Linked DNA regions of Homo sapiens: region 2 is linked to region 1. The links are chromatin loops, found by intact Hi-C in ENCODE. Cell type or tissue: body of pancreas. All regions are shown on one strand. Links, peaks and the distances in the headings refer to the core of each region. The heading gives the core; the rest is flanking DNA. Region 1 has its middle 22 kb from the start of ABL2. Region 2 has its middle 5.7 kb from the start of TDRD5.

Region 1 (10,485 bases), core at 1,507-9,506:
AAAATAAAATAAAATAAAATAAAATAAAATAAAATAAAATAAAATAAAATAAAACTGTAATTTATTTGCAATTCAACTTCAATTTCACGGGTTCAAATTACCTCTGTGCTTTAAAATCATTTCCCCTGAGAAAGAGAGGTTTAACTTATGATGATATCCAATGTGCTTCAGAGTGTATAGTCTGTTTCTCTTTTCCTTGAATCTGGACTGGTCCTGTGGTTTGCTTTGACCAATGAATATGGCAGAATTGACTCTGATTTTGGAGCCTACGTCATAAAACACCTTTCATCTTCTATCTTCTACACCTGTAAGACTCCCACTTGAAATACAGCTGAAAGGTTCAAAACAAGATTTACCTGTAAAATTTAAGATGAGAATATTGACCATCAGTTTCAAAATTATTTCCTGAATTAATAAGTATAATAACCTAAGTTAATATATAGGAATCTCTTATATAGGACTATATGATAGAAATGGAAGAAACTGATGGAGAAATAAGTAATCCTAAGATGTTAGGCAAGTTAGGCAGCAGGAAAAAAGGGCCTACTGAATGCTAATAATAAACTTTAGTTTCTTGATACAATCACCATTTAAAAATTAGAATCATTAAAATAATTTCTGAACCCATAATTGGTATAAATTTTTCTTTTTTCTTTTCTTTTTTTTTTTTTTTTTTTGAGTCAGAGTCTCGCTCTGTTGCCCAGGCTGGAGTGCAGTGGCACAATCTTGGCTCACTGCAACCTCCATCTCCTGGGTTCAAGTGCTCTCCTGCCTCAGCCTCCTGAGTAGCTGGGATTACAGGCATGTGCCACCATGCCCGGCTAATTTTTGTATTTTTAGTAGAAACGGGGTTTTTCCACGTTGGCCAGTCTGGTATCAAACTTTTGACCTCAGATGATCCGCCCACCTCAGCCTCCCAAAGTGCTGGGATTACAGGCTTGAGCCACTGTGCCAGCCTGGCATAAATTTTTCTACTAAATTAGAGGAAGGTAACATGGAACTGTATGACCCTTGAAGCATCAGAAAATCTCACTGGGACTGAGTTTCTTGCACTGTAAAATGATACTTTGGTTAGATAACTAGAATACTATTGGAAAATTTAATTACAATCCTGAGTATCATTACCAAAAAGTGCCTTTCAAGTATGAGGGAGAGAGACACGTGGTCACCAGCTTTAGGAAAAAGAACACACACAACCTAAGTATCTGGAGACTGTTAAAGCTTTCCTGTTGATATAGCATTGGCAAAGTCTTTGTGTAACCCGAAGGTATGCATGCATTAATTTGAAGGCCATTATTCATTTTTTTCTGAGACAGAGTTTTGCTTTTGTTCCCCAGGCTGGAGTGCAGTGGTGTGATCTCGGCTCATAGCAACCTCTGCCTCCCGGATTCAAGCGATTCTCCTGTCTCAGCCTCCTGAGTAGCTGGGATTACAGGCATGTGCCACCACGCCCAGCTAATTTTGTATTTTTAGTAGAATCAGGGTTTCTCCCGGTTGACCAGGCTGGTCTCAAACTCCAGGCCTCAGGCAATCCGCCCACCTCGGCCTCTCAAAGTGCTGGGATTACAGACGTGAGCCACCATGCCCAGCCGCTATGACTATGTATATAGAAAATCTGGGATGCTCAACTAAAGAGCTTTAGAATTAATACAACAAGTTAGAATGGCTAGCTATAAGTAAAGATCCATAAACTTAGTAGGTTCCCTTTATTGGAGCAATGGGTTAGAAATAGAATTTGAAAAAGTAAAAATAAACAAAGTATATCTATATACAATACATATATATATAATGTTTATATGTATATGTATATGTAATAAGTTGATCAGAAAAAAGTATTACAGCCTGGGCAACATAGCAAAAACCCGTCTCTACAAAAAAATATAAAAATTAGCCAGGCGTGGTGGTGCTCCCTTGTAATCCCAGCTACTCGGGGACAGAGGGGTAGTCGGGTGGGGAGTGTTGAGGCAGGAGGATGGCCTGAGCTCGGGAAGTTGAGGCTGCAGCAGGCCGAGATTGTTGCAGTGGGCCGAGATCGCGCCACTGTACTCCATCCTGGGTGACAGAATGAGACCCTGTCAAAGAAAGAAAGAAAGAAAAAGGAAAGAGAGAGAGGGAGGAAGGAAGGAAGGAAGGTAGGAAGGAAGGAAGGAAGGAAAGAAAGGGAGGGAAGAAAGGAAGAGAGAGAGGGGAGGAAAGAAGGAAGGAAGAGAGAGAGAAGGGAAGGAAGGAAGGAAGGAAAAGAAAAGAGTATTAAATGGGAAGTGAGTATAAAACTGTAATAAAGAATACAAAGATTGGCTGGGCACGGTGGCTCACACCTGTAATCCCAGCACTTTGCGAGGCCGAGGCGGGAGGAACACTTGATCTCAAGAGTTCAAGTCCAGCCTGGCTAACATAATGAGACTCCATCTCTACAAAAAATGTTTTTAAATTAGCTGAGTGTGGTGGCTCATGCTTATACTCCCTGCTTGGGAGGCTGAGGTGGGAGGATTGCTTAAGCCCAGCAGGTCAAGGCTGCAGTGAGCTATGATCGTGCCACTGCACTCCAGCCAGAGCAACAGAGTGAGACCCTGTCTCAAAAATAATAATAATAATATAAAGATTAACTCAATAAAGAGTCCCTCCTGAAAAGGAGGACTTTGAACTTCTTTCTAAGAAATTGTTTTACCATAATAATCAAAACACCTTTGATATCAAATAAACACTGTGTTCATATTTTATGCTAAATTAACAACATATATGTGTATAGCTATACATGTATTTGGGGGAGTTTCTAGTATGGCTGTATTCCAGTTTGTCTCTTTTTTTTTTTGAGACGGAGTTTTGCTCCGCCCAGGCAATGGCGTGATCTCAGCTCACCGCAACCTCCACCTCCCGGGTTAAAGCGATTCTCCTGCCTCAGCCTCCTGAGTAGTTGGGATTATAGGCATGCGCCACCACGCCCTGCTAATTTTGTATTTTTAGTAGAGACGGGGTTTCTCCATGTTGGTCAGGCTTGTCTCGAACTCCCAACCTCAGGTGATCCACCTGCCTCAGCCTCCCAAAGTGCTGGGATTACAGGCATGAGCCACCATGCCCAGCCAGTTTGGCTCTTTAAAACATTGGTCACCCTAGCATTGGCCATTCATTCACTAAGTATTAAGCTCTTACTGTGTGCCAGCTGCTGTATCAGGGACTAAGGTAACAGCTGTAAAAAAGGCAGACAAAATTCCCTTCTCCTCAAGGAAACTGTAGTGTGGTTGGAGAATCCAGTAAAGAAAATTGACAATTAGAATATACTGTGCAATGAGTGCTAAAGAAGGGGAAATGACCTAAGAGCACAGAAGCAGGGCCAGGAAGGCTTCCCCCAACGTGGGAATCTGGAGGAAGGGGAAACAGAGGAAGGAAGCATTCTCCCCGCCCTAAGGAAGACCAGAGGGAGCATGGCACAGTGGGGAGCTGTGAAGTTTTCTATCACTTTTTTTTTCTAGCATTAGCAAATATTTGTGAGTGTTTGCTGTATGCTGAGTGATACAAGGAGCACAGAATAACTATGTGAGTGATTACAATACAGTGAGATTGGAAGACATAAGAACTCCAATTTCAGCTGGGCGCGGTGGCTCATGCCTGTAATCCCAGCAATTCGGGAGGCCGAGGCAGGCGGATCACAAGATCAGGAGTTTGAGACCAGCCTGGTCAACGTGGTGAAACCCTGCCTGTACTAAAAATACAAAAATTATTCAGGCATGGTGGCAGGTGCCTATAATCCCAGCTACTCGGGAGGCTGAGGCAGGAGGATTGCTTGAACCAGGTAGGCAGAGGTTGCAGTGAACTGAGATCACGCCACTGCACTCTAGCTTGGGCCACAGAGCAAGACTCCATCTTTTTTTTTTTTTTTTTTTTTTGAGACAAAGTTTCACTCTTGTTGCCCAGGCTGGAGTGCAATGGCGTGATCTCAGCTCACCGCAACTTCCGCCTCCTGGGTTCAAGCAATTCTCCTGCCTCAGCCTCCCGAGTAGCTGGGATTACAGGCATGTGCCACCACCCCTGGCTAATTTTGTATTTTTAGTAGAGATGGGGTTTCTCCATGTTGATCAGGCTGGTCGTGAACTCCCGGCCTCAGGTGATCCGCCCACCTCAGCCTCCCAAAGTGCTGGGATTACAGGCGCGAGCCACCGCGCCCGGCCTAGACTCCATCTTTAAAAATAAAAAAATATTGGGAGGCTGAGGCGGGCGAATTACCTGAGGTTGGGAGTTCCAGACCAGCCTGACCAACATGGAGAAACCCTGTCCCTACTAAAAATACAAAATTAACCGGGCATAGTGGTGCACACCTGTAATCCCAGCTACTCGGGAGGCTGAGGCAGGAGAATCACTTGAACCCAGGAGGCAGAGGTTTCAGTCAGCCGAGATCATGCCATTGCACTCCAGCCTGGGCAACAAGAGCAAAACTCCATCTCAAAAATAAATAAATAAATAAAATTAATCAGTCAATCAATCAATTGGGTGTGGTGGCATGCATCTGTAATCCCAGCTACTCAGGAGGCTGAGGCAAGAGAATCGCTTGAACCTGGGAGGTGGAGGTTGCAGTGAGCTGAGATCGTGCCACCGCACTCCAGCCTAGGTGACACAGTGAGACTCCATCACAAAAAAAAAAAAAAAAAAAAGTCCAATTTCAACACAGGAACAAAACACAGCATAAGAGATGTCACAACGGTGGAGATACAAATTCAGGTAATATTTTAAGTGACTTTGCTCATTGCTTTTATGTTCTGATTTTTTTTTTTAGATGGAGTCTCACTCACTCGCCCAAGCTGGAGTGCAGTGGCATGATATCGGCTCACTGCAACCTCCGCCTCTGGGGTTCAAGCCATTCTCCTGCCTCAGCCTCCCACATAGCTGGGATTACAGGTGCCCACCACCATGCTCGGCTAATTTTTGTATTTTTAGTAGAGACAGGGTTTCACCATGTTGGCCAGGCTGGTCTTGAATTCCTGACCTCAGGTGACCCACGGGCCTCGGCCTCCCAAAGTGCTGGGATTATAGGCATGAGCCATCATTCCCAGCCTGTTCTAACTTTTTTCATTTGGAAAAAACGTAAAGTTGTAGAAAAGTGTAATGAATACTCACATTTCTCCCCACTTAGATTTACCAACTGATGACCTCTTGCCACACCTGCTTTGTCTCTCTACATATGTATACACACATCTCCTTTTTGTTAAAACATTTGAAAGTAGGTTGCAGATGTCTTCCTACATTATTCTTAAATATCCCAGCTTGAATCTCCCAAGAACAGGAATACTGTCCTGCAGAAGCACAGGGTCCTAACACACTTAAGAAAATCAATATTAACTCAGTCACATCAACCAACATGCTCAAATTTCTTCACCTGTCCCAAATCCTTTTTTTTTTTTTTTTGAGATGGAGTTTTGCTCTTGTTGACCAGGCTGAAGTGCAGTGGCTCCATCTCAGCTCACTGCAACGTCCACCTCCTGGATTCAAGCCATTCATCTGCTTCAGCCTCCCACATAGCCAGGATTACAGGCGCCTACCACCATGCCCAGCTAATTATTGTATTTTTAGTAGAGAGGGGGGTTTCACCATGTTGGCTGGGCTGGTCTCGAACTCCTGATCTCAAGTGATCCACCTGCCTCCGCCTCCCAAAGTATTGGGATTACAGGCATAAGCCAGTGCGCCCAGCCCCCAAATTGTCTTTATGGCTCTTCTCCCAACTCATCACATTTAAAAGTTCTTCTGTACCCTTAATGTACTTCTACTGTGCCTGGAAAATAAATGTAACGTCATTAGGTCTGTTTCTTCCCTTAAGATAAGCTATACTTTAATATTTATTCTAGTTAGACTTACTGGGTATGTGATTTATGATTTATGATTGGATCTGTGAAGAAAACAATTTGGAAAGCATTCCTGGAAAGGCTACACATCACAGTTAGCCTCTAGATGTCCTCCTTGGATAGAAGAAACCTGCAGCTAGTAGCTTAACAAGGACTTTTCCAGAGCAGTCACTATTGAGCAGATGCATTGTTCCCCAGTCAACATAGATGAAAGAGTTTAATAAATGCTTCAGAATTCCAAACTGAATATAAATAAGCTCAATTTATATGGTTCTCCAAACATTTGGCACACCTGAACAAGGTTGTAAGCTGGAAGAGCATGAGGATAAAAAATGAGGTTGACTGTCCTGTAATCCCAGCATTTTGGGAGGCCGAGGTGGGCAGATCACTTGAGAACTGGAGCTCGAGATCAGCCTGGCCAATGTGGTGAAACCATGTCTCTACTAAAAATATAAAAATTAACTGGGCGTGGTGGCGCATGCCTGTAACCCCAGCTACTTGGGAGGCTGAGGCACTAGAATCACTTGAACCCAGGAGGCAGAGGTTGCAGTAAGCCGAGATTGCACAAACTGCACTCCAGCCTGGGTGACAAAGTGAGCCTCCATCTCGGAAAAAACAAAACAAAACAAAACAGCAACAACAACAACACAGAAAGAAATGGCCAGCCATGGTGGCTCACACCTGTAATCCCAACACTTTGGGAGGCCAAGGCGGGCAGATCACCTGAGGTCAGGAGTTCGAGACCAGCCTGGCCAACATGGTGAAACCCCATCTGTACTAAAAATACAAAAATTAGCCGGGCACAGTGGCGGGAGCCTGTAATCCCAGCTACTCGGAGGCTGAGGCAGGAAAATCACTGGAGCCCAGGAAGCAGAGGTTGCAGTGAGCCGAGATAGATCGTGCCACTGCACTCTAGCCTGGGCGACAGAGTGAAACTGTGTCTCAAAAACAAAACAAAACAAAACAAAAAAACAGAAGTTGATAGGACAAAAAGAGACCAGGGTAAGTATTCACAGACTTGTTTCTGCCACTTTCAGCTCTTTTAAAGGGATATCTATATGACTCAATATTGTGCCTTTGTTATACTCATTAGTTAAATGGGCAGAGAAACAGAATGGAATGAGCCTAAATGAGAAGCCATACAGAAGATGTCTGACAGAAATTATTCCAAAAGTGAGAAGAAGAGACCCAGAAAGGATAGGAGTTTCCAAAGAGACAAAGAAGAGCAATTTAGGAGAGTAGTTTCTATGATGAGTGGGACTTTGGGGGGAGATTTATAGGGGATTATAGAATATGTTGTTGTGTTAGATGGTGCAGTTCTACTTTATCTTTCCTCATATTTATTCCAGTTATAATAATAATAATAATTTACTGAATAGTAATTACTGTGTCAGACACTATGCTAAGCACTTTGCATACATTATCTCATGTAATCCTAATAACAAACCTGTGACCTCTCATTATCCCCATTTTACAGTCAAGAAAACTTAGTCTAGAGAAGTTAAGCAGGTCATCCAAGGTCACCCAATTAGTAAATAGCAGAGCTAGCGGAGCAAGGATGTGGGTCTTGGCTGACTCCAGAGCTTGTGTTCTTACGTGTTTTGCTATATAACACGATCATTTGTCACTGACATGTGGGATCTGGAAGCATATGCGAAAGTGTAAAGAGGCCATGCAGCCTACTTCAGCCTACTTCCAGCTGAGGCTGGAGTTGCTACTATGACTTCTATGTCATCAAGCCCTTAACATTCCAGGGTTTTAGATAGTCCTTGCATATTTTCAGAAAGTAACCATTCCTATCACCATTTCTTCACTCACATAAGAAAAATGGTATACTCCTCTGTCTCTCTGTCTTTTCAAAGGCTGGCATTTTTCTTTCCCACTGTTATTCTTCGGGAAAAGAGCCATCCGTGAGAAAGTGGCTAACATGACCTCTGTATGATTCAGAGAAATGTGTCCACCACAACCGAGATAAACTCCTTGTCCAGTGTGGTAAGCATAAACTGACACTTCCTCATCAAAGATGCCCACCTTCTAATCTCTAGAACCTGAGAATATGTTATCTTACATGGTCAAATGGATTTTGTAGATGTGACTAAATTAAGGATCTTGAGATGGGGCGATAATCCTGCATTAGCCAATGGGCCCAAAGTAATCACATGAATCTTTTTTTTTTTTTGAAACAGTGTCTCATTCTGTCACCCAGACTGGAGGGCGGTGGTGCAATCTCAGCTCACTGCAACCTCTGCCTCCCAGGTTCAAGCACTTCTCCTGTCTCACCCTCCCGAGTAGCTGGGACTACAGGCGCACGCCACCACTCCTGGCTAATTTTTTTTGTATTTTAGTAGAGATGGGGTTTCACCATGTTGCCCAGGCTGGTCTCGAACTCCTGAGCTCAGTCTGCCCGCCTTGGCCTCCCAAAGTGCTAGGATTACAGGCATGATTCACCGTGCCCGGCAATCACATGAATCTTATAAGGGGAGGGACAGGATATTGAGAATAAGAAGAGGAGGTATGACGATGGAAACAGAGGCCTGGAATAAAGCAGGGTTACAAGCCAAGGAATGCAGGCCGCCTACAGAAGATGGAAAAGGCAAGAAAACAGGCTCTCCCCTAGAGCCTCCAGAATTCATTGCAGCAGCAATAGGAAATGAAATGAAAACACTTTGTATAGGGATACATGAAGCCATGCTTGCTACTCTATGTCCATGAACACATTTAGAGGTAGACTGACTCCAGAAACTCAGTCATAGCACAGACTGATTGGTGGTAGAGTTCCTCAGTAGGCCAACTCCTCTACACATAAAGGAAAAAAGAGTTCCCCAGATCTCTAATAATGGCTAAAATTCAGACTATTCAGCTGGGCATGGTGGCTCACACCTATAATCCCAGCACTTTGGGAGGCCGAGGTGGGCGGATTGCCTGAGGTCAGGAGTTTGAGACCAGCCTGGCCAACATGGTGAAACCCCATCTCTACTAAAAATACAAAAATTAGCCAGGCGTGGCAGTGCACATCTGTAATCTCAGCTACTCGGGAGGCTGAGGCAGCCTACTTGAGCCTGCCCCAGCCGAGATCACACTATTGCACTCCAGCCTTGGTGACAGAGTGAGACTCCATCTCAAAAAATAAATAAATTAATTAAAAAATCAGACTATTCCTATCCTGTGCCATGTACTGTCCTAAGAGTTTATGTCTACATTTAATCTTCACAATGTTACTGACAAAGCTGGTTCCAGCTGTCAGGTGCCTGTTGCCAGGTCTGCGGTGAGGCAAAGGGCCTTCCCAAATAGGCCTTCCCTAATCTAGTCCAGTGTCCCATCTGGGTTGCCAGTTTTATGAACAACAAAGCTGGTCCCTATAAAGATGTGGTACTTTACTATTTGGTGTCATGAAGTCAATATACAAAACTAAAAGTGAGTGTCAACCAGTGCAGGCTTTATTCAATGGCCATGGAATCCAGAAGTGGGAGCCTGGCTCACTAATCAATGTCTCAATAAGTGAAAGGTGAGGGGACTAAAATTTAGGGCTTCTCTAATAATGGGGTTGGACTTTAAAAGCAAGGGGAGAAATACTCACATTTTTTCTGGAAATGGGTGGTGGGCTTCCCAGAACCATAGTGCTGCCTTCTTTTTTGTGCTTTTATGGCTTCTTCTGGTCACTGTCTTGGCAATTGTCAACTGTCATGGCACTAGTGGGAGTGTCATTTAGCATGGAAGTGAGATTATAATGAAGCCTGAGGTCTTCTTGAAGTCATTTGGTTGGCTATCTTGGTTCTAACCAGTCTCAGTTAGTCTGGTTACAAAGGGAACTTTTAATTGCAGGCATCCTGTTTCTTAAAGATAAACAAGAGTTTGGATACAGTAGGAATTCACCTATGTCACCTACATGTTATACCAGGTGACAAATCTCCCAGTGCTACTGCTTGTCACAGGTGTGATGGCTTCAAGATGCTTTGCAGACCAGAGCGCTGGCCACACAGGCCCTGAGGGCCCGCAATTCCAATGGAGTGGCCATGGTGTACTCCATGGCATCTGGAGGTGGTGTTCTTACTGATGACAAGAAGGCGGCTGGGTTGGAGAGGGAGCTCATGATGGCTGCACGGAAGGGACTGGACCCATACAGTATAATACCCCCAAAGGCAGCTTCAGTCACAGGGAACCCTAATTTGGTCCCCACCATCACCAATAAGTGAATAGTGGGCTATATCTATGAAGAGGACAACAGTGCCATCATCTAGTTTTGGCTACACAAAGGCAAGAGCCAGTGATATCCTAACTGTGGAACCTGCCCCATCAGGGGGCCCATGGAGCCTCTGTGTTAAGTTACTCAAATGTGCTATAAAGTCTTTTCTTTCCAATAAAGACTTGCATTGGCCTCTTCTCCCAAAAACAACAACAAAAAAACAAAAAACACAAATCTCCCTTTTTCTGTACATTCACTCCTCATTCTTTCTCTTTTTTTTTTCTTTGAAACAGGGTCTTGCTCTGTCACCCAGGCTGGAGTGCAATGGCATGATCATAGCTCACTGCAGCCTCAACCTCCTGGGCTCAAGCGATTCTCCCACCTCATCCTGCAGGATAGCTGGGACCACAGGTACATGTCACTACACCCAGCTAATTTTTGTATTTTTTTTGTAGAGATGGTGGTGGTGGG
Region 2 (10,485 bases), core at 1,403-9,402, 330 kb after region 1:
GTATCTGTATAGGGCTTGGTGAAAAAATTAATTTTTGATATATAATCATTGTTTTAAAAAGTGTTAGGGATTCAATATCAGTAAACTAAATTTGTATACAAATATTTTAAATTTTTAAAATAGAATCTTGAGTTTGCTTCCACAGATATAAATTTCATGTTTGAAATGACTACATAAAATTCCTAATCAAAATTTTTTAAATGATGAACTCTAAATTTTTGTTACTATGAATGAGAAATGTGTTCACACAATTTTAAAAGCTTTAAAAATCATTTTTACAATCACTTAAAAATTTACAGCAGTTGAACTTAAAGAATCTAATTTCTGTCATCAACAAATGTAATTTTGATATTTCTTGTGATAATGTGAATGGGTTTCAAATCTAATCAACTTTTTCTTTAAACTTATTTCAAAATGGCCAGGCGCGGTGGCTCACACCCGTAACCCTAGCACTTTGGGAGGTCGAGGTGGGTGGATCAGGAGGTCAGGAGATCGAGATCATCCTAGCTAACATGGTGAAACCCTGTCTCTACTAAAAATATAAAAAAATTAGCTGGGCATGGTGGCACGCACCTGTAGTCTCAGCTACTTGGGAGGCTGAGGCAGGAGAATGGCTTGAACCCAGGAGGTGGAGGTTGCAGTGAGCCGCGATTGCGCCACTGCACTCCAGCCTGGGTGACAGAGTGAGAATCCGTCTCAAAAATAAATAAATAAATTTATAAAAATAAATGTATTTCAAATAATAATGAGGCTGGGCACAGTGGTTCATGCCTGTAATCCCAGCACTTTGGGAAGCCAAGGCAAGAGGATCTCTTGAGCCCAGGAGTTTGAGACCAGCCTGGGCAACCTAGAGAGACCTCTGTCTCTATTTATAAATGAATGAATTGAATGAACGAGTGAGTGAAAGAATGGATGTGAATGAATGGGAAAGGGAAAGGAAAGGAAAGAAGCTCTAGGGAGCCCAACACATGCATTATGAAGAGCTGTCGTGGTGCAGCTAGAGTAGCTTCTACACCTGTCTCGCTCTGTGCTGTGCAGTCTCCATGTGCAAGGGACCACAAACTTCACCTGGAAGTGAGGGCGGAAGCAGGTCCTTGACAGCGCTTAGCTTCTTGCAGCAGATCAATGGATGACTTTTACCATGCCACCTGGAGGCCTGTGGCATGCCAGCCGATCCCACTTGGTTGCCTTCTGAAAAGTCTGGGTGTACGCTACTTTGGTCCGGAGGTTCCTGGCATCTCTCTAACCCCCAACCCTAAAGCTATCCCTATGGGCTAAGAAAATTAGTATTAGACTGCACACCTGTCATCTATTTGAGGCAACAGAGGTGGGAAACTCCTCTACAGCATGCATCAGAATCACTTGGAGGGCCTGTTAAGGCATAGATTGCTGGACTCATCCCCCGACCCCTATTTTCTGATTCAGCAGGTCGAGTGAGGCCTGATAATGTGCATTTCTAGCCAGTTCCCAGGTGATGCTGTTGGTCTGGAACCACACTTTGAGAGCCAGTATGATACAAGTTAAACAAAAGTGTTTTCTAAATACTCCATTTACAGCAGCCCCATTCTCACTGTCTTATCCTGGTTTATTTTTTGCAAGATCCTTTATCATTATTTGACATCATATATTATATATTTTATCTGCTTAATGCTTGTCTTTGGTAATGTCCAGAAAAACAGAAACTTTGTTTTGCTTACTGTTATAGTCCCATCTCTTAGGACAGTACTTGGCACACAGTAGGAGCTAAAAGATATTTGTTGCTTGAATGAACATGCCGTTTGGAAGGCATTAGCCAAAGCTGAAACTGTGAGAATGAGAAAGCTGACCTAGGAAGAGGGGGATGGATAAAAAGGTGAAGAGCCAGCTGGGCGTGGTGGCTCATGCCTGTAATCCCAGCACTTTGGGAGGCTGAGGCGGGCGGATCACCTGAGGTCAGGAGTTCGAGACCAGCCTGGCCAACATGGTGAAACCCCGTCTCTACTAAAAATACAAAAATTAGCTGGGTGTGGTGGCAGGCTCCTGTAATCTCAGCTACTCAGGAGGCTGAGGCAAGAGAATCACTTGAACCCGGGAGGCAGAGGTTGCAGTGAGCCAAGATTGAGCCATTGCACTCCAGCCTGGGGGACAAGAGCGAGACTTGCTCTCAAAAAAAAAAGAAAAAAAGCAAAGAGCCAAGGACAGACCCTGTATTAAATGTACATGGGCATTAACAGAATAACAAAAGGAGGAAATAGAGCAGAATGCTAGGAGTCAAGCCCAGTGCAACAGCATCATAGAAACCCACAGAGGAGAGATTTTCAGAAAGGGAGGAGACACCAACAGTAAACAGCAGAGATCACGTAAGATGAAAAGTCTGTAAAACTTGTCAATTAGTAAGTTTGCCATTGATAATTTTGGTAAAAGAAAGATGTCCTGAGTAGCAGGCTAATTGCTATGGACTGAGTAGTGAATGGTGGATGAAAAGGTGGGAAAAAAACTGAGTGTAGACTGTTTAAGGATTTGGCCACAAAGGAAAGGCTGGAGTGGGAGGTAGTTCAAGAGAAAGTGTTTATTTCTCCTTCCTGCTGTCTTTCTTCTCTGTGTTATGTGTATGTAAGATCAGAGCATAATTTTATGCTATAGGAAAGTAGTCTGTGAAGAGGTATTGAATATGTGTAACAGTAACCAAAGGGTAAGGTCATGATCCTAGAGGAGCTTGGGGGGATAAAATCAAAAGTAGGATGGATGACCCCCTCACCAACCGAGACCAGAAGGAAAGACATGATGGGGACTAGTTTAGAGGACTGGGCTCAAAGTTGAGGGGGTTCATGTATGAGAGCCTCCATTTGCTCTGGGTGGTTTGGAGCAAAGTCATCTAGTGGTAGAGCAGGAGTAGGGTAAGAAATGTAAGAGCAATGGCAAAGGCCTGGAGTCATTGCTGCAGGAAATAGACTTGAACAGTGGCATCCGATAGGCACAAATTGGGTCTCTTTCTCTATCTCGGCTGTTTTCTAGGGCAGGAATGCTGGAAGGAGCAGCTGCAAATTAAAATACACTCCCACAGGCAAGCAAGGATGGGAGGCAGTCAAGTGGAGGGCGTTAATTACCAGAAGAACAGTGGGCTCCAGTCATCATAATAGGCAGCAGGGTGGAAAACACATTGGTCTGACCCAGGAGCTCTCTGGATGTGGTTAAGTAATTTTAGGAACCCAAGGAATGAACTCAACAAATAACCCATTAAGTCTTTTTGGTTTGTATAACAAAAACAAATCCAGGCCGGGCAGTGACTCACTCCTATAATCCCAGTGTTTTGGGAGGCCAAGGTGGGAGCATTCTTCAGTCCAGGAGTTTGAGACTAGCATCGGCAACATAGCAAGACCCCTACCTCCCCCTCCAAAAAAAAGTAAAAAAAAAAAAAAAGAAAAAGAAAAAGTAGCTAAGTATGGTGGAGCATGCATGACTAGCTACTCAAGAGGCTGAGAAGGGAGGACTGCTTGAGCCCAGGTGTTCAGGTCTTCAGCGAGCCATGATCATGCCACTGCATTTCGGCCTGGGCAACAGAGTGGGATCCTGTCTCTAAAAAAAAAAAAAACAAAAAACAACCCACAAAACACAGCTTTATGTCTGGGGAACAGAGACCTCTCCTGAGCAAGAGAGATACAACTTGTCACCCCATTACCGGCACTAAATCAGATCCCAGATCCACAGCCTTTTGAGCATAGCCCAAATATTCTTGTATAAGGACGCTGTGGAAATATTGTACCTAAGACTGCAAGCAAACTTTCATCTCCCCAAAGAGTTTGTGCTCCCTTATAGATAATTGCTCTGGAGAAAAGGAAATACCCAAACTTTTTAGTGACTATCATATGCAAATCCCAAACTAACACTAATTTCTGGGACCCAAAATGTTGCTGTTTGCCATCAACATTTTGAGCTTATAGAGGTTGGGTGACAAATGAACTGAATTCTGGCCCAGGTTCACCTTTGGGCAGGGCTAGTGGGACTGTGAATTCATCCTGTGGTCAAGGGCCCTAGTTGCCAAGTGAATAGCTGGAATAGGTAATCTTAGCAACTGGCAGAATTCCTACATTGGTACACTCACCCATGGTGTAAGGGCTATTCCGGTAGGAAGTACCAAGTGGGGTGCCAAAACAGTACATCAAAAGCAATGCTACATTCCTGGAGAATTGCAGAGATAAGTGTTACCATCAAAGGAGAGAAAGATGCTACTGTGATGGTTCCCACCTCATTCCCATTCACTTCACAGATCAGCTGCCACAGATGACTGATAGGTCTTGGTTACTGCAAATCCAGTCAAGTGGGGACTCTAAGGGTAGCTACTGTTCCCCAGTGGAGTCTTTCTAATGAAGCAACTTCACACAGCCTCTGACACTTGCTTTGCAGTTATCGATCTGGGATTTAGCTCCAGAATATCTTTGTAAAAACCCTCTCTTTTTTATATTATGCACCAATAACTTTTTGATTCAATAATATATTTTATGTTTTATTGCCTATCATTCTTTCATATATTCTGGTTCACATCTGTATATCAGTTTCTTCACTTTAAAATGGGCATCATAATTGTACCTTTTTCAGAGTTATTGGGAAGAAAATGAGATAATCTGTGTAGAGCGCACATAGTATGTACTCAATGTCTGTTGCCTCATCTGTTGGGGATGAGAATCTGGGAAATCTTTTTTGTAATTCGTTGTTCATTTTGCAGGAGTCATTTTCAAGTCATTCAATGAGATGGTAAACTTTCTGAATACTTTCATGTCTGAGAACGTTTTTATTTTCCTCTCACTTTACTGTTGGTTAGCCTAAAGGATTCCAGAGTTAGCCCTGAAGATATTGCCACTGAGAAATTCAAGGGCAAACTAATTTCCATTATTTTATAGATAACATTTCCATATAAAAATCTCTTGATTCTCTTTCTCCTAGAGTTTACCTACAACAGGATATTTTTTCATTAATTATTTTAAGAACTCTAAGTGGGCCCTTTTAATAAGATGTGTTTTGGTGCAAATTTGGGACATTTTCTTCTTTTTAACTCCCCAACCCTCACCATCATTCTTGCTGGTTTTTGTTTATACAGCTTTTGTCATTCAAATGTTGCAATGTTTAGATCCATTTTCTTTTCCTTTTTGTTAATTTGCTATTCAGCCCTGCCCATTCTGCTATAAACCAGCCCATAAGTCTTATTTTCAATCTTTCAGGGATTCCTCAATATTCCTGGCTCATTGATGGAACATTTTGTTCCCTTGGCTTAAAAAAAAAAAAAAAAAAAAAAGCATTATGTCATCAGTTTTAAGAAAGAAGGCCGCGGCCGGGCGCCCGGAGCCGCGCAGCCACACTGCCCGGGAATCGGCCCTCGCCCCCGGCCCTGGCGCTCGGAGCTCGGAGCTCGGAGCTCAGCGCTCAGCGGCTGCCAGGGCTTTTAATGTCTGCTCGGCAGAGCGGGGCCTAGGGCTGGAAAGAGGCTGCCTCGCAGGAAGGCGCTCTAGCGAGCCTCCTCCTGGGCCCGTCACGCCCGCCGTGGGGCGCTGCAGGTAGGGGCGCGCTCCAGGTGGGGGCGCGCTTCCCCGGGGTGGCGTGTTGACTTGAGACGCCGGCCCGCTCGCTGGCTGCTGGCTCGCCAGCCGCTTGTCCCTGCCATGAATTGAGACCGCGGGCCAGCCCCGCGCCTACTCCACCCGCGCCTTTCTCGAGCCTCCTCCACCCGCCGCGGGAGGCCAGGCTTCTGAGGCGGGGGCGGGGGCGGCGGGGGCAGGCAGCTCCCGGCCTGGTGCCTGCACCATGAACTACCAGCAGCAGCTGGCCAACTTGGCTGCCATCCCGGCCGAGATCCAGCACTTCGAGTTGGTCCACCCCAACGTCTACTCCCATCTACCAGCTGCTGGAGCGCGTGGAGGAGCCGGTGCTTCAGAACCAGATCCGGGAGCACGTCATTGCCATCGAAGATGTCTTTGTGAACAGCTAGGAATGGACGCTGAGTCGATCTGTCCCGGAGCTCAAAGTGGTGGCAGGTTCAAGAAAGAGATTGTTGTTGATGGACAGAGCTATCTGCTGCTGATTAAATATGAAGGGGACCCCCTGGAGGCGCAGTTTGCCATGTCGGTGGATGCAGTTATATTTGTTTTCAGCTTGGAGGATGAAATAAGTTTCCAGACTGTTTACTACAGTGGAATGGCCAACTATCGGAACATGAGCGAGATTCCTCTGGTTCTGGTGGGAACCCAGGATGCCATAAGTTCCACTAACCTGAGGGTCATTGATGATGCCAGGGTAAGGAAGTGCTCCAACGACCTGAAGCGGTGCACGTACTATGAGACGTGTGCTATGTATGGGCTGAACGTGGAAAGGGACTTCCAGGAGGTTGCCCAGAAGATTGTTGCCACAAGGAAGAAGCAGCAGCTGCCCATAGGACCCTGCAAGTTGCTGCCCAGTTCTCCAAGCCATTCCACCGTCTGTTCTGCACAGGTGTCCGCCATGCACATCAACTAGACAAGTAATGGAGGTAGGAGTTTAAGCAACTATTCCTCCTCTGTTCCATCGACTCCCAGCACCAGCCAGAAGGAACTTCAGATGGATGTTCCTCCCACTGCCAACACGCCCACACCCATTCACAAGCAGTTCACAAGCAGTTCAAGTGGGGTCAAACCTGTTCACCTCTCAGAAAGGGAGCAACCCAAAGAGTAGAAAGGCCTAGAGAGTCATGCATACGGCATTGGGAGCAGCCAAGCCATGCCAATTATACAGGGCATGCTGTTGAAGCAGAGTGGCAAATCGTTGAATAAAGAGTGGTAAAAGAAATATGTCACCCTGTGTGACAATGGTGTGCGGACCTATGATCCAAGTTTACATGATTACATGCAGAATGTCCATGGTAAGGAGACTGACCTTCTGAGAACCACTATGAAAGTCCCAGGGAAGAGGCTACCCCAAGCCACGTCGGCCTGCGTGCCCATCTCCAGGACTAAAACCAATGGCCTATCCAAGCACATGAGGAGTTTACACATCTCACCCAATTCAGGAAATGTCACTAGTGCATCTGGGTCTCAGTTGGCAGGTGGCATCAGCCTGGTCTCCTTCAACAGCCAACCAGATGGCATGCACCAGCACTCCTACTCAGTCTCCAGAGCCAACCAGTGGAGTCAGGCTACAGTCATTGCAAACTCGGCCATTAGCAGTGACAAGGGGTGGGTGACTCTGTATGCTCCAGTCGCAGTAACTCCAGCACCACCAGCCCACCTCCCCTCACACCAACAGAAAGAAGCACTATAGGCAGAAAGCCACCAGCAACTTCAAAGCTGATGGCCTGTCTGACACTGCTGAAGAACAAGAAAACTTTATCATTGTGTCCCTCACTGGCCAAACGTGGCACTTTGAAGCCACGACGAATGAGGAGCAGGACACCTGGGTCCAAGCCATCGAGAGCCAGATCCTGGCCATCCTGGCCAGCCTGCAGTCGTGCAAGAGCAGCAAGAACAAGTCCCAGCTGATGAACCAGAGTGAGGCCATGGCCCTGCAGTCAATCTGACACATGCACGGAACTCCCACTGTGTGAACTGCGAGACCCAGAATCCTAACTGGGCCAGTTTGAACTTGGGAGTGCTCACGTGCATCAAGTGCTTAGGAATCCATTGGAATCTTGGCACCCACCTTTCCCGAGTCTGATCTCTGGACCTGGATGACTGGCCAGTTGAGCTTATCAAGATGATGTCATCCATTGGGAACGAGATATTCAACAGCGTCTGGGAAGAGAGCAGCCAGGGGCGGATGAAACCCTTAGTAGACTCCACAAGGAAAGAGAAGGAACAATGGATCCATGCCAACTACGAGCAGAAGCTCTTCCTGGCCCCGCTACCCTGCACGGAGCTGTCCCTGGGCCAGCACCCGCTTCGGGCCACCGCAGACGAAGACCGGCAGATGGCCATCCTGCTGCTGGTGCACAGCTCCTGGGACAAGGTGAAAGAAACCTTTGGGGAGGGAGACAGAGATGGCCGCACTGCACTGCATCTGGCCTGCCACAAGGGAAGTGTGGTCCTGGTGCAGCTCCTGATCTGGTACCGGGTGGACGTCATGGCCCAAGATGCCCATGGGAACACAGTGCTGGCCTACACCTGGCAGGCCTCGAGGCAGGAATGCATCAATGTGCCCTGGAGTATGGCTGCCCAACGAGCACTGAGTGCTCATGGCCACCCCTAACCTGTCCAGGAGAAACAATAACCAGAAAAGCAGCAGCAGGAGGGTGCCCACCATCATCTGAGGAACAGCCGTGCCTGCCTGCCCGCCAGCCACACCTGGGACGCGGCAGCCTCGCAGCATACTCACTTGGAAGTCGCAGCACGTGAGTCCCATCACATCCCCTCACTCTTCCTGGTGGTCGCCTCCCTCCCACCCACCCACTCCCACCCCACACAAAATCACAAAACCTGGACATCCTCAAGGGGTGAAGAGGCAGCTGGGAGACTGTAGAAGCAGTTCCTTTGCTCAAATTTCCCTAAACCACAAGCAGGAGAGAGCGACAGGCCTCGGCTCTTTGATGATAGCACACGGCGCAGGACCCTTGTTCTGGTGGCACAAGGGGCGGGGATGTGAGGGGGAGGGGCAACTTTCCTTAACTGGCAGTTAAGCACATCAGTACTACCAAGCGGAACACTTGGATTCCATCCCTTCTCTGAGGAGCTTGATGGCATAAATCAGAAGCAAGCACAGAGTTTGTCAGGTTTGAAGCCCTTATGATGGTATGTGTCAAGTCAGTTGTAGCTAATCTGTCCAGGGAGAATACTGGCTTCATTACACTTGTACAGTTGAGTTCTTCCAGCATTACTGCTGTTTAATAGAAGAGGATTAGTCATCACCAAGAAGACAGCAGATTAGCCAAGGAGGTAGTTATGCGGCATGCTCCGGTGATCGCCACAATGTGATTGCAGTACTCTTAGAAGCATCATATCATCCCAGATATGTTCTTTCAAGCCCTTGGAGCCCTCCTTTCTAAATTCACTGTCATAATTTAGTATCTGTTTAATTTTTCAGTCCAAAGAGAGGAAATCAGTTGCTGAGTAACTTTCTTTTTGACTGCGGTCTCCTTGGTGCAAAAACAAAATGGGAAAAATAAATAAGAATAACTCAGAAATTCAAAAGGAAATCACAAATTCAGCTAATAATAGCATTTTGAGTATATTTTGTAAACCAAATAAACACACAAAAGGCTATTTTTTCCAACCATAAGAGACATTGTCTGTCCTTTTGCCAAGGTGGATGTGTTAGTCTCAGGCCCTCCTGGGCCACACTGCCAAACTCACACGGACTTCTGCATTTTATGTATTTAGATAAGATGTGTGAAAATATATTTGAATAAAAGAAGTTCATAAATATGCATTGATTTTTGTACAGACAAAAGGCACCTTTCTTAATTTATAAATTGAACTGGATGTGAACTAATAATGTGCAACTAGTTGAGATAAGAGGGTTACAAATCATTGTACATGGAAAATATTCCCAGCAGTAAACACTTCCATTAATGTGATCTACAGCTTTTAAAAAGGAGCATCTCAGAATAAGATGGTGGTACAATTTGCTTGTTAAAATTGAGAAAAAATAGACACATTGGAATATATTAGAAAGGGAAAAGAAGGAATGTGATTTCTTCTGATTGAAAGCATGATTTAGATCAGATACAGTTTTTGCTAACCAAGACCAAGGGGCTCTGGCAAGACAGGGTGGTTTTCCGAATGCCAGACCGAGGTGCCTTACGAAGGCAGCTGCCGATGGTTCTGTGGCACAGACTGGCTCCTGAGAACCCAGACGACCTTGACCCTGCACCCCCGCCCTCCATGCTAGTACCTCGTCTGATTCCCATCGCCACAGTATCCAGCTGCTTGAGACATCAGCTGCCTTCAGTGGTGGTAGTCAAACATAGTCAGCCAAACCATGGCATCCCTTAGGTTAAAAGAAAACGGGGCAGCTTTGCCCAGAGCCTGTTGGCACTGTGGGCGGGGGAGAGGGTTGGGGGAGAGAGAAGGGTTGTCACGATGGAAGATGAGGACACTAGTCTCATGTAGCACAGAAACACGAAGTCACATGCGCTGGCAGCCTCCGGGGTGCTCCTTGCTGTCATATATTAAACCTTACATTTTATAAGAAAAAAAAAAGAAGGAAGATAAGGTCATTGTGTGTGCTTAAGCCTCTTTGTTGATTCAAATTCTTTGGTTATTTTGGTTTGTCTTGTTTCTTTAATTAGACTGTACATTTTAAGGTACAAGTCTTTATATTATACAATGCCCCTCCCTATTCTATATCTCTTAAACTACTGTTTTCTGGTTTTCAAGGACTTTATAAATCTGGCTCATTCTACCAAACCAACTATACATCCAAATAAATCTCTAGTGGCACCTAGAATGTTGTCCGCTCATTTAAAAAGGTCTCCTAGCCCCACCCATTCCTTCATCAGGGAGCCAGAGTTGCCTTTAGCTCTGCAGGGATTCTCAGCCAAGAATCAGA

What was found. A loop is a pair of places that touch in the nucleus more often than their neighbours do. Peaks named below come from ENCODE experiments on the same cell type or tissue, not always from the same donor. Only the 100,000 strongest peaks of a DNase experiment are listed, where the experiment ranks them.
Region 2: it touches region 1 in a loop (4-fold over the local background); 11 of 110 quality-filtered maps call a loop at or near these places.

What each region holds. Positions count from the first base shown.
Region 1 is chr1:179,245,965-179,256,449 of GRCh38, forward strand. It overlaps the pseudogene COX5BP8. Among named protein-coding and RNA genes, the nearest start is that of ABL2, 22 kb to the left of the region's middle. RefSeq lists a silencer at 4,532-4,704. In body of pancreas, for the core only: a CTCF peak has its summit at 5,942; no DNase peak of the experiment used is centred there.
Region 2 is chr1:179,580,930-179,591,414 of GRCh38, forward strand. It overlaps the pseudogene LOC126860. Among named protein-coding and RNA genes, the nearest start is that of TDRD5, 5.7 kb to the right of the region's middle. In body of pancreas, for the core only: a CTCF peak has its summit at 5,530; a DNase peak (open chromatin) is centred at 5,812; H3K4me3 peaks cover 637 bases; H3K27ac peaks cover 1,173 bases.